Regions from separate parts of the Homo sapiens genome. Here all the other regions are linked to region 1. A link is a contact called in ENCODE Hi-C or POLR2A ChIA-PET data. All regions are on one chromosome and are shown on one strand. Each heading gives the region's core, a stretch centred on a gene start or an enhancer-like site at or near the end of the contact. The rest is flanking DNA. Distances are from core to core; before and after follow the strand shown. Region 1 holds the start of KCNQ1OT1 (KCNQ1 opposite strand/antisense transcript 1). Region 2 holds the start of KCNQ1 (potassium voltage-gated channel subfamily Q member 1). Region 3 holds the start of PHLDA2 (pleckstrin homology like domain family A member 2).

Region 1 (4,276 bases), core at 821-3,320:
GAGGCCTGGGGGCCACAGTGAGGCTGGAATTGAGCTGCACCCCAAGCAGCAAAAAGGAGCAGGACAGGGGCCTGAGGCCACCCTCAACTCAACATTCCTGACCCTGTCTTCTCACATAATCTCTCTCGTTTCCTATCTCAATGGCTCCAAGAGGCTGTCAGCATCACCTCCATCCTACAGGCGGGGAAATGAGACTTGCAGGTATCTCTGCATTGCAGAGTCCAGGCCAGGGTCAGGACTCCAGCCCTGCCCTGCTCTTTTTGGTCAGGGGCAGAGAATAATAGTGGTCACTGAGTGGGAGTTGTGATCCTTTGGATGTCAAGAGAGAGGCTGGGCACAGAGGAAGCAGGCAGACAGGCAGCTGATAATCTGTCCTGAGGAGGCAGGAAGGTGGGAAAGCCACTTGGGAGCTGAAGTTCCAAGCTCCATTTTCCCCTCAGACTTCACTTCTAAAACACAAGTTCAAAGATAGTAACTATCAAGAATTTCAAGACAGTGACATTATAGCGTGAAACCCTGAGTCTGGGGTGCACCTGAGCACTGGCTCTGAGTGATGGCACTGGTTGCACAGCTGCCTCTCGGACAGGCAGATGACAAAAACTTCCCAGCTAGATAGTGAGGGTGGACTGCGCCCTCTGATCAGACACATGAACTCCCTGGGCCAGTGCGAAGGGACAGGCGCCCAGGGGATGTGTCACTTGTGCCCAGATTGCCTGTGGGCTGAGCAGGAGGCAGGGAGTGGACTCATCTGGGCGTCGTTGCTGAAGGCCTGAAAGGAATCACTTGCTGCCTGAAAAAATGACACCATTTTCTCTTTCTCTTCTGGGCTGAAGAACAACAAAACCCCCAACCCGGTCACCCTTGGAGAGAGATTCCTGGCTCTCCCGTAGACGTATATTTTCGGCAGAGGCAGTGAAGATGAATGGCCTCCTTGCGTGCCTTGGTGGGGGGACGGCTGGCTCGCTTGGCTGGCTCCAGCCTCCCCCTTCCTCCTGTGTTTGAGGTCAACCCTGGGTTGGGGTTGTAACAACTTTCGAGAACATACCCAGAGTCCTGCATTCCAACACTGTTTTTGCAGTCCACATGGAAGGGCCAAACGGCCCCCAGCCTTGCCAGGGAAGCCTCAGGGTGTGAACTTCTAGAGGGGGCTTTTGTGACCCAGGCTTTTGTCCCCGGAGTTTATGGCAATGCTTGGCATTCAGAAGGCGCGCGCCAGCGGCGCGGAGGGGACGGACAAGGGGAGGGGCCGGCAGACGCGGTCAAGTGTCACGCCCGGATGGGGGATGGGAGGTGGGCAGGGCGGGCCCGGCCGGGCGCTGGCAGGCGCGGGGCGCCCTCGGCGCTGCCCTTTGCCAGGTGGGTGGCCTGGCATGTCCCGGCCACCCCTGCCACTCACCCCCTGAGGTCCCAAGTCCTCAGGGGTGAGCGGCAGACACGGGTGTTCCAGGCACAGCAGTGGGGGCTTCAGAACATCCCGATCCCCTGCATGGACCCGCTGGGAGGGGGGAAAACGCCTCCCGCACCCGGTGCCACGGCGGTGGAGACCTTGCCCGGGTTCGAGGGTCGCTGCAGCGGCGCCGGCGGAGGGGCTGGTCTCGGGCGTGGCCTGGACGCCCACAGGCCTCCACACCGAGGGCCCACAGCAGTGTCGGGGTGCGGCCGCTGTCCTCACGCGGTCACCCCGGGGTGGTGAACACATCACGCAGAGAACTGGCCCGTGTCTCCAGCTCACCCCGGCGATGCCAACGCTGAGGCTGGCGCTGGCCCCGGCCCCCGGTGGTGCTCAGGGACGACGGGTGGGGGCAGGGAGGGCGGCGGCTCGCGCCACCTCACACCCAGCCAGTGCCTCATGCGGCGCTGGACCCGCTGGGCCAATCTGAGCCCGGGTGGCATCAAAACGAGACTCTTTCGGCCAATGACAGGACACGGCACATCACTTTCCGCACCCAGCCAATCCGTGCAGCAGCCCGCCGCAAGCCTTCCCCTGCTGCCGCCCAATCAGCAGGTGGGGGGCGGTCGCCACGTCGGCAGCGGCGGGGGCAGTCGGAGCGCTGCCGCAGTCTCCAGGCAGAACGGTCGCCGCGTCGCCTCAGCACGGACCTCCAGGGAGCTCCTCAGCAAGATCCTGCCAGGGCGCCCCTCAGCGCGATTCTGCCGGGGTGCCTCTCAGCGTGGTCCTCCCCGGGGCTCCTCAGCACGATTCTCCCGGTGCGCCCCTCAGCGCGGTCCTCCTCGGTGCGTCAGTCATCGTGGTTCTCCCCGGCGCGCCCCTCGGCGCGGTTCTCCTCGGGGCTCCTCAGCGCGGCGCTCTTCTGGGGGCTCCTCGGCGCAGTTCTCCCCGGGGACTCCTCGGCGCCGTTCTCCTCGGGGCACCCGGGGCTTTTCGGCGCGGTTCTCCCCGGGGGTTCTTCGGCGCGGTTGTCCCCGGGGGTTCTTCGGCGCGGTTCTCTCCGGGGGCCTCTCGCCGCGGTTCTGTTCTCCCCGGGGGCTCCTCAGCATGGTTCTCCTCCGCGCGGTCCTCCCTGGGCCTCCTCAGCGCGGCACTCTCCTGGGGGCTCCTCAGCGCGGCACTCTCCCCGGGGGCTCCTCAGCGCGGCACTCTCCCGGCGGCTCCTCAGTGCGGTTCTCCCAGACTCTCCTCAGCGCGGCCCTCCCCATCTCTCTGGGAGGGTTTGAACACGGTCAGCACGGACCTGGGCGGACGGCGCGGGACGGGTGATCACTGGCGTTGCTGAGGTGAGCTGTGTGCCCCGCGGCCGTCCCAGATCACAGGCGTCAGCAGTGCAGCCTGGCCTGGGCAGTGCGCTCCCATCTGCACCTTATGGACAGCGTGGCCAGGGTCGAGGTCCGAGTTCCTGGCCGCGTCCCAAGGATCGGATTCCGGGTCTATAGTTCTCATGGTGGTTCAGAGTGGGCTGAATTGGGATTGGAGTCTGGAATCCGCATCGTGGTTCTGAGTCCGCGCTATTGGGATGGAAGTTGGGAATCCATGTTGTGGTTTTGAGTCAAAGCCCGAATTGGGACCGGAGTCGGAAATCCACTTAGTGGTTCTGAGTCAGGGCCCGAATTAGGATCGGAGGTGGGAATCCCCGTTGTGGTTCTGAGTTAGGTATCCTAGTTGGGATCAGAATTCGGGTCTAGGGTCCACATCCTGGCTGGGAGTTTGCCTGAGTTGGGATCTGAGTAGTTGGGGTCCCAGTCAGTCCGGGTCTGGAGTCCGCATGGTGGTTTTAGGTAGGGCCTCATTAGGGACAGAGGATCGGGAGTCTGAGTTGGGGACCTGAATCCCGGTCTGGAGTCTGCATCATGGCTCTGAGTTGAGATCCAAGGGAGGTCCGAGTTGGCGACTGGAGTCAGGGTCTGGAGTCTGTCTTTGGGTAGAGGTTCTGAATGGGGGGCTCTGAGTTAAGAGATTGGGATTGGGGTTAGAGGTCTCAGTGGGGTATGGGAGTCAGGAATTGAAGTCGAAGTTCTGCCTCTAGGTGGGGATTCTGAGTCAGGAATTAGGGGGCGAAGTAAAGGTTGCAGTCTGAGTTGGGGGTGGTGATCACCTGCCAGGTGAGAGGTAGTGGTAGAAGTCTCTTGGTCATATTGGAGATGAGAGTTGATCAGATGCAGGTCTCAGTCTGGGTAGTAGGCTTGAAGGGCCACCACTATGTTCAGATCCCAGTACCCCACTGTGGTCCCTGAGCAGGTCAAATAGCCTTTTATATAAAATTGAGAGTAAGAGTGCCTTCCCACAGCACTGTTCTGGTTATGAAAGAGAATAATTCATCCAGGTAGAATAGTTCTGTCTTAGATTATCACAAAGTATAAAAACTTTCCTGATAATATCCACATTTGATGTGCATTTACCAGTTCTTTCTTTACTGTGGTGCCCCTTTTGCTAGACCAAAAGCTCCCAACGAGGAACTCTGTTTTGTTTTCTGCTGCCTGCTCTGTACCCAGCCAAGAGCCTGATACACAGCCTTACTCAGTCAGTACTTGAAGGAAAGCAGGCAGGCAGGATTAACCAGATTTCTATGGTGTCTCAAATGATCCATTTCTGCACCTGTTTTCCAGATACTCAGTAGGAGAAAAATTTAAGGATTGAGTTGCTTGATTATGGGTGTATTTTAATGTGTTTCCTAACATGCTGAGGAGAAAAGTGGGTCTGTTTCAGGATTTATGCTCCAGCTAGAGGGATTTTTTAAAATTGCGAATCAGAGCATGTCCAAATTCAGATAGAAAGCACAAGAAAACTATAAAGAATTTCCCTTATGAATGTAGATGCAGA
Region 2 (4,276 bases), core at 551-3,050, 250 kb after region 1:
GCAGCGGCTGTGGCTCAGGCACCCACTGACATGTCAGGAGACAGGGGCTTGGGAGCTGGGGTGGGGAAAAGTCTCCAAGATCACCCCCCAACCACATCTTTGAGGAGGGAGGTGGGTAAGACTTCCCCTTCCTGATGTGGAAGGCCACCTCTTAGCAAGGAAGGCAGTAGCCCTGCGACCCCTACCCCACCCCCTCACCTGAGACGATGCTTGAAGCCATTTGGGGCCTGGCTCCTGCTGTCACCCGCCCTGAGGCCCTGGTGGCAGCTGCCAGCAGGCATGGACAGGCCTCTGGATGCCCTCCAGCCAGTTCTCTACTGAGCCTGCCCGAGGCAGAGGAGATGCTTCCACCTGAGGACGCTCAGGGAGACCACCCTTCAGCCCTCAGGTGAGCCCCACAGCCATCAGCCATGGGATGTCTGGGTAGAGGCTCCCAGGCCAGAGGCTGGCACCACACCAAAAGGCCGCTGGCTGGGCAGCCAGGAAGTAGGGCCACTGGGGCAGCGGGGGAAGGCCCCAGGCAGGCATGGAGGAGAGCAGCCTGGACCTTCCCGGAGGTGACTTCCCAGGCCTGTCCCTGAGAAATCCAGTGCCCAGCCCTGCTCAGGCACGCTGTACCGGGAATTGGAACCACCTGGTAACAGGGGGGCCAGGTGCCTCTGCTACCAGCGCTGCTTTCTCCGGGAGCACAGCTGCCTCTTAGTGAGAGCTGCAAACGTGCCTCTCCGCTCTCTGCATCAAGCCAGGTTTTCATGAGCTTGGTTCAATTAGTTAATGTGGGGCCCGTGGGGACGGCCCGTGGCATGCTGAGCCCTCAGGGAGCACCGCCACCGTCACCTTCCTATCCTGGACAGCCCCCTGCCCCAGAGTCCACCTGGGCCTCAGGGGGTCTGAGATGCGGCACCGGACATCAGGGGCCTTCTCTCTTGGGGGCTCCTGAGCCTCGAGTCTCAGCCGACCTTGAGGAGTTATCTTACTGCACCCAAGGGTGCGCTCCCCAGCACGCTTCTCTTCCCAGAAGGATTCACACCTGGACTACCCTCCCGGAGGTGTGGAGCCAAATTCTGGGCTCCAGGTGGTCCCCTCCCCAGCCGGCTCCCTCCCCACGCCGGGCCTGCGAGAAGATGCGCACCCCCAGACACAGCAGCGCCTCTGAACTTCAAGGGAGAGTGCAGAGTTTGTGTTTCTGCGTTTCCCCACTTCCTTCCCTCCTCTGCTCCGGGGTCGCAGCTCCGACGGGGCAGGTGGCGCTGGGACAGAGCTCCCCCACACCAGCTCTCAGGAAGCACCTTCGTGCCGGCCGTCGCCGGTGGCGATACTCACACGGCGAAGTGGTAAACGAAGCATTTCCAGCCGGTGGGACGCTCGAGGAAGTTGTAGACGCGGCCCTGGACGTGGGTGCGCGCCAACACCGGGCGGCGCGTGCTGTAGATGGAGACGCGCGGGTCTAGGCTCACCGGCGGCCGCGGGCCAAGGTCGGAGGCAACTGGGGGCGCGGCGGGCGCGGCCGGGGACGCAGGGGGCGCGGGACCTGGGGCGCCGGGCGCGATGGGCGCGTAGAGCGCGCCGCCCGCCGGGCCGCCCTCCGCCAGCTCCAGCGAGAAGGGGCACTTCTTGGCCAGGCCCGCGCTGCCCCGCCGGGCGCCTGGCAGGCGGCCCCAACCCCAGCGCTTCCTCTCGGCCCTGGGCGGGGAGGAGGCCGCGGCCATAACGAGGAGGGCCTGCCGGGGGGCCGGCCCGAGCGGCGGCACCGGGAGCTGCAGCGAAGGCGAGCGCCCGGGCGCAGTGCGGGCAGCCACTGCTGCCAGCCCCGCCGCGGGGGGCCGCTGCCGGCCCAGCCCGGGCGCTCGGGGCGGGGCCGGAGGGGGCAGTGGCCGAGGGCCGGTCCCATGGGACGGCGTGCCCCGCCCCCGCCTGCACGCCCCGCCCCCGCCGGTCCGGCGCGCACAGGGCGTCCCTGCCCGCGCCCACCGGCTTGGCCCGCCCTCTCCCCACGGACCGGCCTGGCCCTGCCTCCGCCTCACCCCCTGGCTTGGCCTGTCCGCGCCCCCGCCCCCGCCTGCGCCCCCGCCCCCACCCCCACCCCCGCCCGAGCCCACCTGCTTAGCCCCGCTCGTGTCATCTATCCCGCTTGGCCCCGCCCCCTCCTCGCCCACCTGTTTGGCCCCGTTCCAGTGTGCATTTACCCCGCCTGGCCCCGCCCCCTCCCCGCCCACCTGCTTGGCCCCGCCCTCACCCACCTGCTTGGCCCCGCCCCGTCTGCATCTCCCCTGCTTGCTCCTGCCCTGCCCTCACCCACCTGCTTGGCCCCCACTTCTGATGCCCGCCTGCTCTGCCTGGCCCGGAGGAGGACCCCAGCTGCGCCAGGGAGGAAGGGGTAAGGCCTGGCCGATACCACGACCGAGAACGGCACAGCGGGGGCAGGAGGGGCGGGGTAGGGTGCCGGCATCTACTTTCCCTCCCTCTGAGCCACTCCGGAGTTGGGGTTGGGGGGAGGAAAGGGATGTCCTGGGTGAGGGTGTGCTGGCCCCGCGATCACTGTGAGCGCCCCCGGGTGCCCAGGCGCGCGAGCTGCGGGCGGCGAATACGCTCGGGTCGCTTCCCACCAGGGCCCTTGGACCGGGAGGGTGAGATGGGACCACCACTGTCAGGTACCTCCCAGTGGGAGCTGTGTGGGTGGGGAGCCGGCAGGGCTGCTGGGGGGTGGGGGCGGCACAGCCGGGGTCTGGACCTGGTTTGACTGCCGGGCATAGCAGGCGGGGCTGCCTGGGCAGTTAAAGGGAGAGGCGCTTGCGCCACCCTAGTAACTTGGAGAATGGGCGCCTTGTCCTCCCCACCGTCGAGACCGCGCTGCCGCTGCGCCCCGTGGATTCCCCTGGGTGGGGGTGGGTTGGTCACATCGGAAGATTTTCACAGGTCTCTGCACTGCCTCCCGCCCGCTACTGGCATTTGGGTCTCAGCACGTCTCAGGCTTGGGGGGGGGGTGGGGGGCAGCCAACAGAAGAGACCGGCTTTTTTCAGGATACTGCACACAGCCCTGAGGCAGGGACTAAAGGTGGAGCTCAGCGGTGACTCTCCGCCCCGCCAGGAGACCCATAACTCATGTGACACTTCCAGGTCGTCCCTGAGCACCCTGGGTCAATTTGATGTATCTACCACCCCCTGCCAAAAGTCTGCTCTTTTATCGTGGACGGAGTCCAGCCCAGGCCCTTGACGCCTGACTCCCCACCCTAGTGAGGTGCCACACAGGAGTGCACAGTCTGTATTTGCAGCAAGAGTGGATGGAGTGGGTCCCAGCTTGTGCTGGGCGCTGTGATAACACAAGGGAGGCCGAGGAGAGGGTACCTTCCTGGGAAGCATATCAGTGAAGGTGCAGAAGGGCAGCGGGTCAGAAGATGGGGGCAGTCAGTCAGCTCTGCAGGGCACACAGCACGCATTCAGCAGTTACTTTCCGGGTGAACATACATACACCTGCATGGAGTCTCTGCCTTCCCCTCCCACCTCAGCAGGAGGAAGGTGAGCTTTGAATAAGCAGCGTTTGGACAACTGGACAGTCATAAAGAAAGAAAAAGCATACCTTGGGTCCATCTCACCGCACACGAGAATAAATCTCAAATGAATCAGAGGCTCAAGTGTAAAGGGTGAGATGAAGCCATGCAAATTCTACAAGAATGTACAGGTCAATTCCTCAAGAACCTGTGAATCGGGAAAACATTTCCAACTATGACTTGAAATCCAAAAGCAACAGATAAAATAAGAAAAATTAAAATAGAAGCACCATTAGCAAAGTAAAGGAGACAAATGACCAAATGGGAAAAGTATTTGCAGTTTCGATCACAAAGGATTAATATCACTGATACATAAAGAACATCAAAACTGAGGTGAGGAACCTGCCAGACAGTCCTATAGAAAAGGGAGCAGAAGACATGAGCAGTTCATAGGAAATGGGGTTCATGACCTTTGCACTTATGAAAAAATGTTCAACCTCATTTATAACAAGAAAAATGCAAATGAAAAGTACACTCTGATACCACTGCTTGCTTATCAGATTGGCAAAAATCCAGACTTTTGATGGCAACTCTGTGGGAGAGGCAGCAGGCACAGGTGCACTCCTCATCACTGGTAGAAAAGAGACCTAGCGATATTACTAAATGTATCATTTGACACAGAAACCCCACTTCTAGGAAATAACCCAAAGATATGTAGGAAAAATAGAAAAGTACATATACATAATGATAGTCAAAACAGCATTTTTTATATTAGCAAAAGTCTAGAG
Region 3 (4,276 bases), core at 1,777-4,276, 230 kb before region 1:
GTGAGTTAGTGGTGGTGGTAAAGCCCCTCGGGTGGATGGTGGACGCAGAGAGGATGGGGCAGCCCCTGTGTGCAAGTACCTGCCAAGTTGGCATGGTGTCCTCCAAGCCCCTCTCACCTCCTAAGGCCGTGGTTTATTTTTGCCCATGTCCATAAAGACACCCTGGGGGCTCCTGAAGTCACCTGCTGGTCCAGGGCTGGTAAGGCTTGGGAGTCGGCTCCCTCCAGCCCCCACATTGGCAACCAGGTTCAGGCTGGTTTGGCCGAGCAGGGGCCCAGGGTGTCTAGCAGCTGCTGGGGAGGCCAGGGCCACTACAACTGAGCCCCTGGGGCAGGGACTGTGGGCAGAGAAGCTGCCTGGGGAGGCCTGGCCTCCAGGGCTCAGACCTGATTTCCAGCAGCCCCTAAAGGGCCATCCACCCCCATACCCCCCAGGTCTTCACAGTGTCCATGAGGGGAATAGCAGAGAGGGGCTGAGTGGGCAGGAAATCCCCTAGGGAGGGCAGGGCCTCTGAATCTCGGCTGCACACCCTGCCCCCTGGCCTCCCAGCTCCTGCCCCACCTGTCAGAGCATCACCCCTGGGTTGTAAGTCCTGCCCCCAGGGGAGTGAGTTTCCCAGCCTCCCTTGAGAGGGCCACTGGGGTACAGGCAAAGAGAGGAGCTGGGCGGGGCTGGGGGAGCACACCTCACCTGGCCTCACCTGGTTTCCAAACCCTCTTCCTCCCCCTCATTTCTCTCAGCCCCTTATCTGCTCCTGCCTGTTCTCTGTCCCTTCCCCAAGGCCCTCTCCATCCTGAACCAGTTTCCTCTTCTGTGGAACAGGGGCTGGAGTGCCCACTTTGGGGAGTTCTCTGGGTTAGGTGGAGGCTGGGCACAGTGGTGGCATACGGGCACCACTGGCCCTTCAAGGTCTCCTTGGAATCTTCGAGGGCACGCCCTCCCCACAGAGTCCTCCAAGCTGTCCTCCTGGCCTCCAGTACCCCCGACCCCTATCCCCATCCTCATGTACCTGCTGTGCCCCTGGGGTTTAGAGGGATTCCTCTCCCCTCCTCTGGGGTCCCAGCACCAGCCAGGCCTGCAGGCACACAGTAGGTGCTTAAGCAACCACGAGTGTCGGGGGATTTGCCTGGAGCCGAAGTTCCACTGGCTGGCCCCTCAATGGGGTAGGCAGGCTGGTGGGCCTGGAGGTGTTCCAGGCACCTGTGGGCTGGCGCAGTGACAGAGCGCTCTGCCCCCGGCCGCTTCTCCTGGTCTCCCACTGCCCAGAGGTGCCTCTTGCCCAGGTCCCACTGTCCGGCAGCCCAGGGCCCTCTGGAAGCAAAAGAAGGGACACCAGAGTCCGAATCCTTCCTGCAGCCTCTCCGGAACAATGCTCGAATCCCCTCTCCCCGCCAAAGGCTGACCTCCCCTCACCCACCCACCCTACCTGCTGCTCCCTCACCACAGGATCCCAGCCCTGCTGCAAGGACAGGTGTCAGGTAGGGGGCAGTGTTGACCCGCCGGCCCCAGGCAGGTGTCTCACTCCCAGGCCAGAACCCTGGCACAGCCCAACCCTGCCCTCTGCCGGCACTGCCCCTCCACACCACATCCCTGCCCACTGCCAGGTCCTCTGGCCACACCGGTGGGACCACCGGGCAGCTGCTACCTGCATGCCATTCACAGAACCGGGTCTGGGGCGCTCCTCTGAGCCGGACGTCTCTTTATCCTTTACAGTGACCCTGAAGGGCAGGTGGAGGTAGGGCTGGTCCCAGGTCTGGGTTTTACGCTCTGCTGCCACTGTCTTGACATTTTAAATACATTTTGAATCAGGGGACTCTCGTTTTCATTTTGCGTGAGCCCCGTCATTGAGGCCAATTCTGACCCCAGAGTTGGGACTTCCTGCTGTAACCACCCCAGGGCGCAGCTAGGGGGCAGGGGTGCGGGAAGGTGGGAGACGTGGAGTAGTAGCCGGGGTCTCTGGGGTCCTCTCGGCCGGCTCCACCCCCACCCCTGGGAACCCGGGAAGAGCCGGCTTTCGCTTCCTGTCTATTAAACCCTTTAAAGGAAGAGGGTAAATAAAACCGCCCGTCTGCCCAGCTGGAAAGCGATGACTCAGCCGCCCCCGCCGACCCTCGCCCCCAGGCTGATCCCAGAGAGCGGGCGTCGCGGCCCAGCCCGAACCCCTCAGCTCCTGGGACCTCTCTCCGGTCCGGGTCGTGGGGGCGCGGTCGGAGCAGTCCGTACCCCAGTTCGGGACACTACGAGGGCGCAGGGAGGAGAACGGGCTTCCTCTTCCCCTTCCATTTTCTGAGCTCTATGGGTTGCTGGTCTAGCCCTTTCCACGTGTTCCCTAATCCAGCAAAGGTTACTGTTCCCATTTCACAGAAGCGAAAACCGAGGCTAAGAGAGGTGGTCGTTCTTGGCGCAGCCCGTGGGTGGCAAGATAGGAGCTCGGTCCGCTAGGGCAGGGCCACTTTCGGAGAGGGTCTCTGGGCGGCCCTGGGAAAGGCCCCCGAACAGGACGGAACGGCCAGGGCTCGGGAGTAAGGAAGGGGGCCTCGACCCTCCTTCTGCCCCGGGAGCCCGAGAGCGGCAGGGCTGGACTTGGGGCGCCTGGAGGGTGAAGGTCTGGTCCCGGCTGTCTCCCCACGGTGGGCCGGCCCCGGGCCCGCGGGTGCTTCCCGGGGCTCCCCGGCGTGAGTCATCGCGGGCAGGGCTGGCTGCAGCGCATTCTTCCGCGGGGCCGGCCTGCGAGACGGTGCGGGCGAGCGCCCGGGCGGGGCGGGACCTCGAGTCACCCCACGGGGCCGGACAGCTGGGGCACGGGGGGCAAGAGGAGCGCGGGCTTCTGAGATGGGAGGGGACGGCCGGGGACCGACCAGAGCGCGGACGCGACGGTGCGGGCCCGGACGGCTGGGCTTGGGGAGGGTATGGCCCGGGGCGCGCGGGGCTCAGGCGGGCGGGGTGGCCCGAGGGCCGGGGCGGGGCGGGGAGGGGCGGGGCGGGGAGGGGCAGCTATAAAGGCCGCGCCGGGGCCACGAGGAGCAGAGCCGGCGCCGTCACCGCCCGCATTGCCGCTCCCAGTCCCGCGCTCGGCACGACATGAAATCCCCCGACGAGGTGCTACGCGAGGGCGAGTTGGAGAAGCGCAGCGACAGCCTCTTCCAGCTATGGAAGAAGAAGCGCGGGGTGCTCACCTCCGACCGCCTGAGCCTGTTCCCCGCCAGCCCCCGCGCGCGCCCCAAGGAGCTGCGCTTCCACTCCATCCTCAAGGTGGACTGCGTGGAGCGCACGGGCAAGTACGTGTACTTCACCATCGTCACCACCGACCACAAGGAGATCGACTTCCGCTGCGCGGGCGAGAGCTGCTGGAACGCGGCCATCGCGCTGGCGCTCATCGATTTCCAGAACCGCCGCGCCCTGCAGGACTTTCGCAGCCGCCAGGAACGCACCGCACCCGCCGCACCCGCCGAGGACGCCGTGGCTGCCGCGGCCGCCGCACCCTCCGAGCCCTCGGAGCCCTCCAGGCCATCCCCGCAGCCCAAACCCCGCACGCCATGAGCCCGCCGCGGTGAGTGACTGCCCGCGTCCCGGCGAGCCCTGCGCCCTAACAGCCGGGACCGGGGCCTTTGGGAAAAACCACTTCAACCCCAGACGGCGGGGCGGGGGCGCTGCACCTCCTTGGGGGACCCGGCGCCCCGCAATCGCGCTGGCCCCCTCGCGTCAGGGTCTCGGGGCCCCTCAGGCTGGACCCGGACCGGCCCTGGCACAGCTCTCTGACCCAGTCCTTTCCCCACAGGGCCATACGCTGGACGAGTCGGACCGAGGCTAGGACGTGGCCGGCGCTCTCCAGCCCTGCAGCAGAAGAACTTCCCGTGCGCGCGGATCCTCGCTCCGTTGCACGGGCGCCTTAAGTTATTGGACTATCTAATATCTATGTATTTATTTCGCTGGTTCTTTGTAGTCACATATTTTATAGTCTTAATATCTTGTTTTTGCATCACTGTGCCCATTGCAAATAAATCACTTGGCCAGTTTGCTTTTCTACCATCCGGCTGTGGCTCAGTGAGACTCCTGCTGGGAGGGTGGAGGCCCAGGAATGGGCGGGCAGGACACCCTCATCCAGTCCTGCGGGGCTGGTGTGAAAGGCGCTGGGAACCGGCTTTGAATGAATAAATGAATCGTGTCATCTGCTGGGCCTGGTCCACACCCTCTTTTCCAAGCAGCCTCCCCAGAGGCCAGGAAGTGCCCTGGGGCTTGACCCTGGCTACCTTCTGCTCCTTGGTGTGTCCTGAGG

The links. A loop is a pair of places that touch in the nucleus more often than their neighbours do. ChIA-PET counts read pairs that join two places held with the same protein, here RNA polymerase II (POLR2A). Pooled maps may share reads with other maps.
Region 2: a loop to region 1 is called in a pooled map, with 6 times the contacts of the local background. The contact joins the promoter of KCNQ1 here to the promoter of KCNQ1OT1 in region 1. A Hi-C loop is called at or near these places in 6 of 50 pooled maps. POLR2A ChIA-PET finds 5 or more read pairs at or near these places in 2 of 52 experiments (H1 and activated CD8-positive, alpha-beta memory T cell).
Region 3: a loop to region 1 is called in a pooled map, with 10 times the contacts of the local background. The contact joins the promoter of PHLDA2 here to the promoter of KCNQ1OT1 in region 1. A Hi-C loop is called at or near these places in 1 of 168 maps with a recorded cell type or tissue (HCT116) and 7 of 50 pooled maps. POLR2A ChIA-PET finds 5 or more read pairs at or near these places in 3 of 52 experiments (Caco-2, H1 and K562).

The regions. Positions count from the first base shown.
Region 1 is chr11:2,697,788-2,702,063 of GRCh38, reverse strand. It overlaps KCNQ1OT1 (KCNQ1 opposite strand/antisense transcript 1), which reads left to right and starts at 2,070. Exons shown (of 1, transcript NR_002728.4): 1 at 2,070-4,276. The region is part of intron 11 of KCNQ1 (potassium voltage-gated channel subfamily Q member 1); the gene reads right to left. RefSeq lists silencers at 1,587-1,656, 1,667-1,936 and an enhancer at 630-1,869.
Region 2 is chr11:2,442,532-2,446,807 of GRCh38, reverse strand. KCNQ1 (potassium voltage-gated channel subfamily Q member 1) reads right to left here and starts at 1,800. Exons shown (of 16, transcript NM_000218.3): 1 at 1,324-1,800. The coding sequence starts at 1,709. TRPM5 (transient receptor potential cation channel subfamily M member 5) reads left to right here and starts at 2,294. Exons shown (of 29, transcript NM_014555.4): 1 at 2,294-2,377. RefSeq lists silencers at 1,811-1,880, 1,891-2,000.
Region 3 is chr11:2,928,170-2,932,445 of GRCh38, reverse strand. PHLDA2 (pleckstrin homology like domain family A member 2) reads left to right here and starts at 3,026. Exons shown (of 2, transcript NM_003311.4): 1 at 3,026-3,550; 2 at 3,779-4,173. The coding sequence starts at 3,082. The coding sequence ends at 3,540. RefSeq lists enhancers at 1,922-2,530, 2,531-3,140, 3,141-3,749.